3 separate regions of the Homo sapiens genome follow, and all the other regions are linked to region 3. The links are chromatin contacts, found by Hi-C in ENCODE. All regions are on one chromosome and are shown on one strand. Each heading gives the region's core, a stretch centred on a gene start or an enhancer-like site at or near the end of the contact. The rest is flanking DNA. Distances are from core to core; before and after follow the strand shown.

Evidence for each region. A loop is a pair of places that touch in the nucleus more often than their neighbours do. Pooled maps may share reads with other maps.
Region 1: a loop to region 3 is called in a pooled map, with 6 times the contacts of the local background. The contact joins the promoter of CHST12 here to the enhancer-like site in region 3. A Hi-C loop is called at or near these places in 2 of 37 single-sample maps with no recorded cell type and 7 of 50 pooled maps.
Region 2: a map with no recorded cell type shows a loop between it and region 3 (4-fold over the local background). The contact joins the promoter of AMZ1 here to the enhancer-like site in region 3. A Hi-C loop is called at or near these places in 2 of 37 single-sample maps with no recorded cell type and 3 of 50 pooled maps.

The regions. Positions count from the first base shown.
Region 1 is chr7:2,400,642-2,404,994 of GRCh38, reverse strand. It overlaps CHST12 (carbohydrate sulfotransferase 12), which reads right to left and starts at 1,384. Exons shown (of 2, transcript NM_018641.5): 1 at 1,322-1,384. RefSeq lists silencers at 1,088-1,257, 1,348-1,717 and an enhancer at 1,808-1,907.
Region 2 is chr7:2,685,240-2,689,826 of GRCh38, reverse strand. AMZ1 (archaelysin family metallopeptidase 1) reads right to left here and starts at 1,625. Exons shown (of 7, transcript NM_001384743.1): 1 at 1,531-1,625. RefSeq lists an enhancer at 657-926.
Region 3 is chr7:928,030-932,464 of GRCh38, reverse strand. The region is part of intron 2 of ADAP1 (ArfGAP with dual PH domains 1); the gene reads left to right. Among named protein-coding and RNA genes, the nearest start is that of ADAP1, 24 kb to the left of the region's middle. RefSeq lists enhancers at 3,499-3,588, 3,844-4,430. Within about 2 kb of position 2,249, at least 5 of the 41 ENCODE cell types and tissues checked have a DNase peak (open chromatin) inside an H3K27ac peak, as active enhancers do.

The DNA.
Region 1 (4,353 bases), core at 135-2,634, 1.5 Mb before region 3:
GCCACATTCTGTTAACGCCTGCACCACAGTCTCAACTCCACACAGTTGTAGCCAGGCTGGCCGTGAGCTCCCAGGGCAAGGCCCACGCTATTACCGGCATCTACCCCAGCTTAGCATCTTGCACTCGATTGGAGGTTTGATAATAAAGCTGGAGTCAGCTGAGTGACAGCAGACAGTTACTGCTGGCCCCAAAGCGTCAGCCCAAAGTCCCATAAACTCCTTTGCAGGGAAATCAAACATCTATGCCATTCCAGGCAGGTGCTCTTTCAGATCTCAAGCGTTGCACCTTCGTGTAGCAATCTCCTCATTACCCCTGTTTTCTCTCCATCCTCACTCAGACACCAGCCCTGACTCCCAACACCAGATGCTCACGGTGAGGGGCTAACCCGGGTCCCCGCGTGGGGGTAAGTGGGGGACCCGCTGAGCTGTCCCCAACCACCCACAGCCGGGAACAGCACCGTAGGGCCTGGTGTCCTGGAAGATGTACTGCGTCCAGCACCGCGCCTGCAACTCACATTCCTATTCACCCCGGGGCTTCCGAGTCCCCACAGCCCCGCTTATGAACTAAATAATTTAATAATGCTGGAAACACTATGGCTTGTTGTGCTGCCTGCCAGACGGAGCCTCTGCCCGAGCCAAGGCTTTGCCGGCGGTGTCTCGGTGGCCGGGAGCCCGCAGAGGAGGTCTAAGTCCCACTGTTCCCGGACTAAATGCACGGTTTCCTCTCCCAGAGGGGCAGGGCTGCGGCTTCTGGAGTGAGAGGTCATTTAAGGGATACCCTGAGCGACCTGCCGGTGCTGCTGGCGTCTGCAGGCTCCAGGGCTGCGGTCGGCGGGGCCGGGGAGCCCCGTTCAGGTGACAGCAGGCACACGGGGGCCCTCGGGAGCTGGGGATCCTGGAACTCCAAGCCCGGGAATTGGTCCTACCCCTGCCGGGCGGCAGAGGCTGATGCCGGGCAGGGGGACTCCTGGGGGCCGGCGGGGCCGCTGCAGCCTCTGCTGTCGCTGAATCAGAACCACAGATTTCTCGTCCAGACCCCGAGGAGCCGCAGAACGCGCTGATCAGGGCCCCAGGGCTGGGTCCCCCTGGCCGAGGACGACGAGCGGGGCTCAGAGAGGGCGCGCGCAGGGCCAAGGTCACACTGCGCGCCGGCGCGGGAACTCGAACCCAGGCCCAAGCCGCGCCCGCCAGGCCAGGTTAAGGAGAGCCGACCCGCGCCCCTCAGCGCGGCCCGGGACCCCCGCCCGGGCCCTGGGAGCCCAGCACTGGCCGAGAGAGAGGGAGACCGCGCCCCGAGCCCGCCGCCCGCCGCGCCCCTCACCTCGCGACCCTCACCTCGCGCCCCTCACCTCGCGCCCGCAGCCGCCGCCGCCGCCCCGCGACTAGCGGACCCCCCAGAGGCAGCCCTCGCCGGCCCCGCCCCCGGCGCAGGAGCCCCTCCTACCGGTCGTCTTCTCGCGAGACGTCGCGGCCGCCGGAGGGGCCACGGAGGCCGAGGGGCGCCCGCCCTCAGCGCGCCTGCGCCCGGCCAGCCCGCCCGCCCCCGCCCTCGCGAGCCAGTGCCATGTGGCGCCGTATTTACGGCCAGAGATCGACTCCGCCCACCGGCCGCCACGAGCCACGCCCCTTTCTCAGCAGCCAATCCGCGGCGTTGACTCCGCCCCGGCGGACCGGGCGCGCGGCGGCTCGGGGACGCGCAGCTGTCTCGCCGTTCGACCCGGGAGCTCCACGTTGCAGCCAAACACGATCCCGTTAACCAACCTTTATGCAGTGCCTGTTGTCTATCCGACCCTTTCTCGAGCATCGGCTCATTGGCAAAGGATCGTGATGCTCACCGGCTGGGGCTTGAGACTCGCTGTGTGACCTTGGGCAAGTGACTTAACCTCTCTGAGGTTGTCGCCAATCCGTAAAATATAATAGGTTAGTGACCCTACCTTTCAGGGAGTATGTGAGACAAACGAGATGACACGGGTAAAGAGCTTAGCAAGATGCCTAATGCATAGTGAGCATGCAGTAATTGTTCTTGGCATCAATGTAGTTTTGTGTGTTTGTTTGTTTATTTTTTTAGAGACAGGATCTCACCGTGTCGTCCAGGATGGGGTGCAGCGGTGCAGTCACAGCTCACTGCAGCCTCGACCTCCTGGGTTCAAGCCATCCTCCCACCTCAGCCTCCCAAGTAGATGGAACTACAGACAGGTGCCACCACACCCGGCTAATTTTTAATTTTTAATAGAAACGGGGGTCTCACTATGTTGCCCAGGGTGGTCTTGAACCCCTAGACTCAAGCAATCCTCCTGCCTCAGCCTCCCAGAGCTCTGGGATTACAGGCGTGAGCCACCGCGCCAGGCCCAGTCATTTTTTTTTTAAATTATGGTAAAATATATAGAACATAAAATTTACCATCTTAACCTTTGTTGTTGTTGTTGTTGTTGTTGTTGTCGTTGTTGTTGTTGTTGAGACAGAGTCTCGCTCTGTCGCCCAGGCTGGAATACAGTGGCCCGATCTCGGCTCACTGCAAGCTCCGCCTCCCGGGTTCACGCCATTCTCCTGCCTCAGCCTCCCGGGTAGCTGGGACTTACAGGCGCCCGCCACCACGCCCGGCTAATTTTTTGTATTTTTAGTAGAGACGGGGTTTCACCGTGTTAGCCAGGATGGTCTCGAACTCCTGACCTCGTGATCCGCCCGCCTCGGCCTCCCAAAGTGCTGGGATTACAGGCGTGAGCCGCCGCGCCCGGCCCATCTTAACCATTTTTAAGCACTCCCTGCAGTGGCATTAAGCACTTTCACATCCCCACCATCCACCCCAAGAACTTTTTCAATCCGTGATATTTTTAGTTGGCCCCCTCCGATGGACTCCCGAGGCAGCCTTCCAACCAAGGTCATCTCTTCACTCTTCCACTCCCTGCAGCCAGTCCCAAAGGAGTTCCGAACCCACCGGGCCCTGGAAATGTGGAAGTGAGGGAGACGGGCAAGGCCCCTGCCCTCCTGTATTCTAGTGGGGGGGAAAAGCAACAAACAACCACCACAAAATATATGTGTATATTATATACACACTCACAGTAGATAATATGTTTATACGTATGTGTAATGCATACATGTTACCTATGTGTATGTATGTAGTATATATGTTTATATATTGTACACATACATATAGACCTGTATTATGCATGTATAATATGTCTATGTTGTATACATACATATATGCAATTGCACGTATGTAAATAAGGTGACAGCCTCTGGCAATGTCACCCTGTGATGCCTGTCTCAGCTTAGAAATTTCTCACTATCAGCCGTGTGCAGTGGCTCACACCTGTAATCCCAGCACTGTGGGAGGCCGAAGTGGGTGGATCACTTGAGGTCAGGAGTTCAAGACCAGCCTGGCCAACGTGGTGAAACCTGTCTCTACTAAAAATAAAAATACAAAAATTAGCCAGGCTTGGTGGCGGGCGCCTGCAATCCCAGCCACTCAGGAGGCTGAGGTGGGAGAATCGCTTAAGCCTGAGAGGTCAGCTGGGCTTGTTGGCTCACGCCTGTGATCCCAGTGCTTTGGGAGGTGTAGGCGGGCAGATCACGAGATCAGGAATTCGAGACCAGCCTGGCCAACACATGATGAAACCCTGTCTCTACTAAAAATACAAAAAATTAGCCGGGTGTGGTGGCAGGCACCTGTAATCCCAGTTAGGAGGCTGAGGCAGGAGAATCGCTTGAACGCAGGGGCTGGAGGTTGCAGTGAGCCGAGACCGCGCCAGTGAACTGTAGCCTGGGCAACAAAGTGAGACTCCGTCTCAGACAAACAAACAAAAAACCTGAGAGGTGGAGGCTGGAAGCGGAGATCATGCCACTGCACCCCAGCCTGGGTGACAGAGTGAGACTCTGTCTCAAAAATAATAAATAAATAAATAAATAAGTAAAATGGTTACTTTTGTGTTATGTCAACTTCACCTCTTACATCAGCAACATTTTGAATACACTAAAGACCCCTGAATTGTTCATTTTAAAATGGTTACTTTCTGCCCGGAGCGGTGGCTCACGCCTGTAGTCCCAGCACTTTGGGAGGCCGAGGCGGGCTGATCACGAGGTCAGGAGATGGAGACCATCCTGGCTAACGCAGAGAAACCCCATCTCTACTAAAAATACAAAAAATTAGCTGGGCATAGTGGCAGGCGCCTGTAGTCCCAGCTACTCAGGAGGCTGAGGCAGGAGAATCCGTGAACCTGGGAGGGAGAGCTTGCAGTGAGCCCAGATCGTGTCACTGCACTCCAGCCTGGGCGACAGAGCGAGACTCCGTCTCAAAAAAATAATAATAAAAAAATAAAAATAAATAAAATGGTTACTTTTATGTTATGTTAATTT
Region 2 (4,587 bases), core at 376-2,875, 1.8 Mb before region 3:
TCCATGCTCCAAAAAGGAGACCCCCAGATGGAGGTTTCTCGCTGTCCTTTGGACCCTGTCACAGTGTGTCCCCCTCCTCTGCTAACTGCAGTCATGACAGCAGCCAACAGGTCTCATGCCTGCGTCCTCCAAGCCACACACGGAGCCGCAGGTGCCACTGCGGTGTTTCAGGTGGGGAAACTGAGGCTCAGACGTTAAGTGACTTGGCCCTGGCGACACAGCTGGGGGCCAGCGGGGCCTGGTTTCAAAGCCACGCTTCACACTGGAACCCCAGCTGCTCCTGGAGCAGGGATGTTCTGACGGGGACAGGGGGTAGGACGTCTCCTCTCCCAGAGCACCCGAGTTCCAGCCCTGCTGCTATTAATACCATGGGTAAACTCAGACGCTTCTCCTTCCTCCTCCCCTTGCCTTTTTTTGTCCAAAGACTGGAAAAGAGCACGTCCGCATCCCCCCCCCAGGGAGGTTCTGCCGCTCTAAGCAACAAGGGCCGCCAGACTGGCCCAGTAACCAGGTATCCAAGGTCAGGCTGCCCTAAACCGCACAGCTCCGGGCACTCATGCTCCCCCATCTGACCACGCAGATGCCTGGCCTTTGGGCAAGAAACCATGCTCTGATTCTCGCTATTCTGAATGCGCTTTGCAAAACCTCCCAGCAGCTGCATCGAGCTATTCATTAGCTGACAGCGGAGACCTTCAGGCAGAACCAGACGGACGGATGGTTTTGGGGGTTTCTCACCTCTCAGTTTCCATTCGCTAGGAGGGAAAACCGGGGGCTTAGACCGCAGGGGTAGTGGCCTCCGGGCCAGACTCTTGGCTTCCTGTTCTCTCTCCTCACCTGCGAACCCCAAACTCCTCTGCCAAGTGTTTCCCTCCCGTGATGGGGGCAGAAAGGACCCAGGTCCCTGCCCTCCCCTGTCCTTTGTAAAGTTTGCCATTTCTCTGTCACCCCTCCCTTGCTTTTCTGGTTTTGAGACCTGTCTTACATCCCTGCAGGGATCATATCCACAGCCTTCTCCCTCAGTCTCCTGGGGGAGGAAGCCTTCTCCCTCCCCGGCTCATACACAGGCTGCGGGGAGCCCTGGGCACGACGAGATTCTCGGCGCCCTGGAGGTTCCCCGGGGACGTCCCGCACCCACCTGGCTCGCCCCAGCCCGGAAACGCCTTCTTTCGGGCGCTTGGCCCTGGATTCCCGACCCGTCCCCAGTTTGCTCCCATCGGGAAGCGCGCAGGTCGCCCTGGCCTGGGAGAGGATGGCGGGGAGGGGGCGCGTGGCCCTTCCCTGGCCCGGCCTTCCCTCTGCAGGACCTGCCGGGGCTGTGCGGACCCCGGCGCGGCGCTGCACCAAACCCTCGCCAAGTGCGCCCTTCGCGTCTCCGCGGTCCCCGCGCGCCCGTAGCCGCCGCCGCCCGGGCGCCCTCGGGACTTGGTGCGCGGGCCGGGCTGGACCCGGAGCTGCCCCTACCCACCCGCCCCGGCACGGAGGTCCCTCTCGGTCCCTGCGCCCCCGAGTCTTCCCCGCGCGCCCCCCTACCTCGCAGTCCCGCGCCCGCCGGAGCCGGCAGAGGCCGCGCCGGGCACCGAGCCCCGGGCAGCAGCGTGGGCAGCTCGGCCTGGGCCGGGAGGATCGGGAGGTCCCGGTGACGTCGGCGCGCGGGGCAGGGACCGAGGCGGGCGGGACTGGGGCCGGTGTGGGGCCGCGGGCAGGACAGGAGGGCCACACCCCTCCCGGCGCTCAGCGTCCTGCCCCACTCCCTCCAGCTGCCCGCGGTGGAGCTCACGTGGGACCCTCCAGCCTCCCAGAAACACCCGGGCAGGGGGGCCCCAGAGCCTAAAGCCAAACAGGTGAGGGAGGTCAGTCAGCCCGGGCCAGTTCGTGCCTCCCCAGGTGAGAGGAGTAAACCCGGCTACTCTGCAAGGCGCCAGGTGAAGAGGTGAACCAGGCCACCAGTTAAGGCCCCAGGTGAGAGGGGTGAACCAGCGCCACGAGGTGAGGAAGGGGAACCAGGCCACCAGGAGAGGCCCCAGGTGAGAGGGGTGAACCAGGCTATCAGGCAAGGCGCCAGGTGAGGGGGTGAACGAGGCCACCAGGTGAGGAGGTGAACCAGGCTTATCAGCGAAGCCCCAGGTGAGAGGGGTGAACCAGGCCCCTAGGTTAGCCCTACAGTCAGTGGCCCTGAGGACGGGCGCCCTGCCCTACCCTGGCCAGCTGTGAGTGCAGCCCTGGCCCTGTGCCAGCCACCAGGAGATGGAAAGGACTCTAAGTGCGGAAGGATGCCGTGAAGGCCGGCATGACGGCTCCAGACAGAGCCCAGAGGCCTTTTCCATAAACTGCCCTTTTCCTCTCTGCAAACCCTCCCAGCACCAGCTTCCCTCGGGCAGCCTCCCACCAGCTCTGCTTCACCGTGCAGAAATGCCCCCCACGCCCTCAGCAGCGCCCCACAGATGGCTGAGGGATTCGTCACCATCGTCCCACACCAGTGCAAAGAATTTTTTTTTTTTTTTAGATGGAGTCTCGCTCTGTCGCCCAGGCTGGAGTGTAATGGTGCAATCTGGGCTCACTGCAACCTCCACCTCCGGGGTTCAAGTCATTCTTCTGCCTCAGCCGCCTGAGTAGTGGGGATTATAGGTACCCATCATTGTGTCCAGCTAATTTTTGTATTTTTAATAGAGATGGGGTTTCACCTTCTTGGCCAGGCTGGTATCAAACTCTTGACCTCATGATACACCCGCCTCAGCCTCTCAAAGTGCTGGGAGTACAGGCGTGAGCCACCACACCCAGCCTCAAAGAATTTTTTTAAGCCTTAAGAAATAACACGGCTGGGCGTGGTGGCTCATGCCTGTAATCCCAGCACTTTGGGAGGCTGAGGCAGACAGATCACAAGGTCAGGAGTTCAAGACCGGCCTGGCCAGTATGGTCAAACCCCGTCTCTATTAAAAATAAAAAAATTAGCTGGGCGTGGTGGCTGGTGCCTATAGTCCCAGCTACTCGGGAGGCTGAAGCAGGAGAATCACTTGAACCCGGGAGGCGGAGGTTGCAGTGAGCCGAGATTATGCCACTGCACTCCAGCCTGGGTGACAAAGCAAGACTTTGTTTCAAAAAAAAAAGAGAGAGAGAGAAAAACAACACAACACTAGGTGTCCGGTGTGCAAAATTTGGAAAATTATGAAAAATAAAAACAAAAAGAAGACCCCATAAGCCAACTGTGTAGAGGTAACCTCTCTCACCTTCTTGTCAGACATCCTTCTGATCGCCTTCTCCTCCACATTGAAATGTATTTTTAAAAAGTTTTTTTTGAGACAGGATCTTGCTCTATTGCCCAAGCTAGAATGCACTGGTATAAACGCGAGTCACTGTAGCCTCGACCTCCTAGACTCCAGCAATCCTCCTCCCTCAGCCTCCTGAGTAGCTGAGACTACAGGTACGTGCCATCACACCTGGCTAATTTTGAAACTTTTATGTAGAGATGGGATCTCGCTATGTTGCTCAAGCTGGTCTCAAACTCCTGGGCTCAAACAACCCTCCCAGCTCGGCCTCCCAAAATGTTGAGATCACAGGTATGAGCCACCGTGCCCAGCCTAAATACATATTTTAAGGGATTCACGTCACATACTGCGTTCTGCAGGCGGCCCGTGACTTCACACTCATCAATAGCCAAAAGTCCGTCTCCACACCCTGATGGTCTGCGCTGGACTCCGTGTCATGGATCTGTCACCTGCTTTGGGATATTTTGGTTTCTCCTGGTGTCTCACTAGCATATATCACTGTGATAGACGATCTTGTTTCCACAGATCTTTGTACAGGTATCTGGTCCCCCTCACCTTGGGATAAATTCCTACAAATAGATTGTGACTCAGAAAGCTGCACTTCTTCACACGTGTTGCCGCAGGGATTTTCCAGGTTATTTCTGTTGGGGATGGAGAACCCAGAACCTGAGAAAAGATGAATGTTCTTTTTTTTTTTTTTTTTTTTTTCTTGAGACGGAGTCTCGCTCTGTCACTCAGGCTGGAGTGCAGTGGCGTGATCTCGGCTCACTGCAAGCTCCACCTCCCGGGTTCACACCATTCTCCTGCCTCAGCCTCCTAAGTAGCTGGGACTACAGGCGCCTGCCATCATGCCTAGCTAATTTTTGTGTTTTTAGTAGAGATGGGGTTTCACCATGTTGGCCAGGATGGTCTCGATCTCCTGACCTCGTGATCCGCCTGCCACGGCCTCCCAAAGTGCTGGGATTACAGGCATGAGCCACCGCACCCGGCCTTTTTTTTTTTTTGAGACGGAGTCTCACTCTGTTGCCCAGAGCTGGAGTACAAGTGGCGCGATCTCGGCTCACTGCAAACTCCACTTCCTGGGTTCAAGCGATTCTCCTGCCTCAGCCACCCAAGTAGCTGCGATTACAGGTGCCCGTCACCTCGCCCGGCTAATTTTTGTATTTTTAGGAAGGACAGGGCTTCACCCTGTTGGCCAGGCTGGTCTCGAACTCCTGACTTCAAGTGATCCACCCGCCTTGGCCTCCCAAATTGCTGGGATTACAGGCGTGAGCCACCGAGCCTGGCCTGAATGTTCTGTCCTAAAGCTGCTTATTACAAAGAA
Region 3 (4,435 bases), core at 1,000-3,499:
CACAGACTCCTTGGCTCGGGGAGAAGACGTGGCTATTGTCCCCATAATTCCAGGGCAAACGGGGCAAGGGCCCAGGGGTGGGGCGTTCACTGTTGTTGGAAAAACCCTAAATGTAATCAGCGGGAGAGGACAGGGGCCAACTTGGTGCTGTCCTGATCTGCCTGGGGTGATGGCCGGAGAGGAAGGCTGGAGAGGAAGGCTGGGGAGGGCCCACCGTGGGTATTACCAAGAAACCCCTGATTCCTGCCGCAGAGGTCTGGTGCGATGGGGCCTTTGGGAGAGCACTGAGCTGGGGGCCACAAGGAGATTCCATCCCCATTCTGTTGTCTGCACGTTCACTGGTGCGATAAAAACCAAAGATGAATCTCAGGCAGGCCTGGGGGCTTGTCTCCTGAGAGCACCTGCACCCCGGCCCCCAGGCAGGGCTGGGTCTCAGCCCGGCTTCTTGCTGGGGACTCTGTGGGGCGGGAGCTGCACTGGGCCCCCCCTGGCTCCCTGCACTCAGGCCCCTTGGCCATTCCTGGGCTGGTGGTCAGCGGGGACATCCGGGGGCTAAGCCTGCTCCCACCCCTAAGGGAGAAACGGGCCTGAGGTGGCCGTTGCTGAGGACCGGACCGAGGTTGAAGGGCCAGGAACCAAAGATTCTTCTCTTCTTTCCTTTTCTTCACATTTTATGTTTTTTTTTTTTTTTCTCCCTACTTTCTATTCCTTGATAATACCTTTTAAAACAACTGCTTCCTAGAGATGCCGTTCACAGCCATACATTTCACCGTGTAAAGGGCACAGTTGAAGGTTTTTTAGTAAATTCAGAGTTGTGCAACCTTCGCTGAAGCCAATATTAGGACATTTTCATCACCCCAGAAAGGAAGTCCGTGCCTTTTGGCTCTTACCCCCGCCCAGCCCAAAGCAGCTGCAAATCCACTTTCTCTCTGTGTAGATTTGTGGGTTCTGGACTTTTAAAAACGGGATCGCACGGCGTGTGAGCTTCGGCGTCCGACTCCTTTCCCGCGGTGCCAGGTCCCCGAGGCCCATCACGCTGCAGCCTGTGTGACAGCTTCGTTCCTTTCAAGGCCGGAGAACATGCCTTGTGTGGATGGAACACGTTTGCTTTATTCATTCACCCTCTGATGGACACGTGGGTCGTCTCTACCTTATTTAATGTATTTCGACAATTTAGTGACACATTCAGCAGTTTCCAAGGACAGTCACAGAAGGGAGCTGTCTCCTTCCCTGTCTCCCACCTTTGAGCACCGTCCCCACCCTGGCCAGGCAGCCAGGGGTCTGTGTGGGCCTCGCTCCCTCCCTCCCTCCTTCCTTCCCTCCTGTCTTCCTTTCTTCCGTCCCTCCCTCTGTCTCTCCGTCCCTCCGTCCTTCCTTCCGTCCTTCCTTCCCTCCTGCCTTCCTTTCTTCCCTCCCTCCCTCCCTCAGTCCCTCCGTCCCTCCCTACCCTCCTTCCTTCCTTCCTTTCTCTTTTTTTTTTTTTTTGAGACACAGTCTGACTCTGTCGCCCAGGCTGGAATGCAGTGGCACTATCATAGCTCACTAAAGCCTTGAACTTTCAGGCTCAAGTGATCCTCTTGCCTCAGCCTCCCAAGGAGTAGCTAGGACCACAGGCATACACCACCGTGCCTGGCTACTTTTTTTTTTTTAGAGACAGTCTCACTGTCTCCCAGGCTGGAGTACAGTGGTGTGATCTCACCTCACTGCAACCTCCACCTCCCACATTCAAGCGATTCTCCTGCTTCAGCCTCCCGAGTAGCTGGGATCACAGGTGTGTGCCACCATGCCCAGCTAATTTTTGTATTTTTAATAGAGACGGGGTTTTGCCATGTTGGCCAGGCTGGCCTTGAACTCTTGGCCTCAGGTGATCCATCCCCCTCGGCCTCCCAAAGTTCTGGGATTACAGACGTGAGCCACCGCGCCAGCCCTGGCTAATTAAAAAAAAAAATTTTGTAGTGATGGGGTCTTGCTATGTTGGCCAGGCTGGTCTCAAACTCCTGACCTCGTGATCCGCCCGCCTTGGCCTCCCAAAGTGCTGGGATTACAGGTGTGAGCCACCGCGCCCGGCCCTGTGTTTTCTTGCCTGTGAACTCTCTTCACACCTTTGCCTGCCTTTCTGCTGCAATGTTAGCTGTTTTCATCTTCTAGGGGTTGCTGGTATGTTAGAGAAATTAATCTGAGATACCAAAAACATTTTTTTCTAGGTTGTCTTTCGAATTTGCTCATGGTGGTTTTTGCCGTGGAAATTTTTACTTCGACATAGTCAAAGTGGTCAGCGTTTTATTTTGTGGTTTTAGGGTCTATAGCATACATAAATAGGCCTTCTCTGCCTGAGGGTTTTTTTTTTTTTTTTTTTTTTTTTTGAGACAGTCTTGCTCTGTCACCCAGGCTGGAGGGCAGTGGCTCAATCACAGCTCAGTGCAGCCTCAAGCTCCTGGGCTCAAACGATCCTCTCACCTCAGCCTCCTGAGTAGATGGAACTACAGACGTGCACCACCACGCCTGGCTAATTTTTGTATTTTTTGTAGAGACGGGGGTCTCACTATGTTGCCCAGGCTGGTCTTGAACTCCTGGCCTCAAGTGATCCTCCCGCCTCAGTCTCCCAAGCGCTGGGATTACAGGCTTCAGCCACCACACCCAACCCTGAAGGTTATTTTTTAATAACAGCTTTGTTGAGGTATAATCCACATACAATTCACTCCCGTAAAGCGTACAGTTCAGTAGTTTTAGTGAAGCCACAGGGCTGCACGACCATCACCACTGTCTAACTTCAGGACATTTTAACGTCCCAACACAGCCGGTACTCACCACCCCTCCCATCACCACCGCCCCAGCCGTTACTGAATGTAGACAGAGCTGCTTTGTGTCTCTGTGGATTTGCTTGTTCTGAACATTTCAAACAGATGGAATCATGCAATACGTGGTCTTGTTTTTTTTTTTTTTTTTTTTTGAGACAGGGTGTCACTATGTTGCTCAAGCTGGTCCCGAACTCCCAGGCTCAAGCGATCCTCCCACCTCAGCCTCCCAAAGTGCTGGGATCACAGGTGTGAGCCACCACGTGCGGCCGATTCGTGGTGTTTTGTGTCTGGTTTCCTCCATGGGCACCGTGTGTCCAAGGATCGCCTGGGTTGTAGCGTGTGTCAGAATTGTGTTGCTCTTTTTTTTTTTTTTTTGAGATGGAGTCTCGCTCTGTCAGCCACGCTGGAGTGCTGTGGCACGATCTCTGCTCACTGCAACCTCTGCCTCCCGGGTTCAAGCGATTCTCCTGCCTCAGCCTCCCGAGTAGCTGGGATTACGGGCGTGCACCACCACGCCCGGCTAATTTTTGTATTTTCAGTAGAGACGGGGTCTCACCGTGTTGCCCAGGCTGGTCTTGAACTCCTGACCTCGTGATCTGCCCACCTCTGCCTCCTGAAGTGCTGGGATGACAGGCGTGAGCCCCCGCGCCCGGCCGGCATTCCTCTTTATGGCCGAGGAACCCTCCATGGTGTGGCTCGATCACATTTAGTTTATCTGTGGTTCCGTTCACGGAGCTGGGGCTTGTTCCCGTTCTCAGCTGTCACGAAGAATGTGCTGTGAACACTCATGTGCATGTCTCTGCGTCTTCGCGTCTCTTACGGTGCAGAGGAATCGCTGGACTCTATGGTAACTCTGTGTTTACCGTTTTGAGGAACTGCCAGACTGTTAGTCACCAGAGCCGGAGGTTCCCACCAGCAGCGTGCGGGGGCTCTGATCACTCCACATTCTCTCCAGCTCACTCCCCTGTGCCACTTTGACCTTGCCATCCTAGTGGGGAGAGGTGGTAGCTCATTGAGGTTTTCATCTGCGTTCCCCTGACAGCTAACAGTGTTGAGTGCCTTTGCGTGGCCGAGTGGCCATTTGTGCATCTTCTTTGGAGAAATGTCCGATCAAATCCTTCCCCATTTTTAGGCCGAGGTGGGACGATGGCTTGAGCCCAGGAGTTTGAGACCAGCCCGGGCAACAGAGTGGAACCCCACCTCCATTAAAACAAATTAAAAGTATACATATGCATGTAAAAGTAATTTTAAAAACCCTTACCCATTTTTATTTATTTTTTATTTTTACCTTCCTTTTTTTGCAGAGATAGGGTCTTGCTCTTTTTCCCAAGCTGGAGTGCAGTGGTGTAACCATAGCTCATAGCCTTGACCTCTTGGGCTCAAGGGATCCTCCCGCCTCGGCCTCCCAAAGTGCTGGGATTACAGGTGTGAGCCGCTGTGTCCAGTGGAGACATGGTCTTGTTCTGCCGCCCAGGCTGGAGTTCAGTGGTGCGACCATAGCCCACTGCGACCTCAAACTCCCAGGTTGAGGCCATCTTCCCACCTCGGCCTCCCTAGTAGCTGGGACTACAGGTGTGCGCCATCACACCTGGCTAATTTTTTTTTTTTTTTTTTTGAGAGACAGGGTCTCACTATGT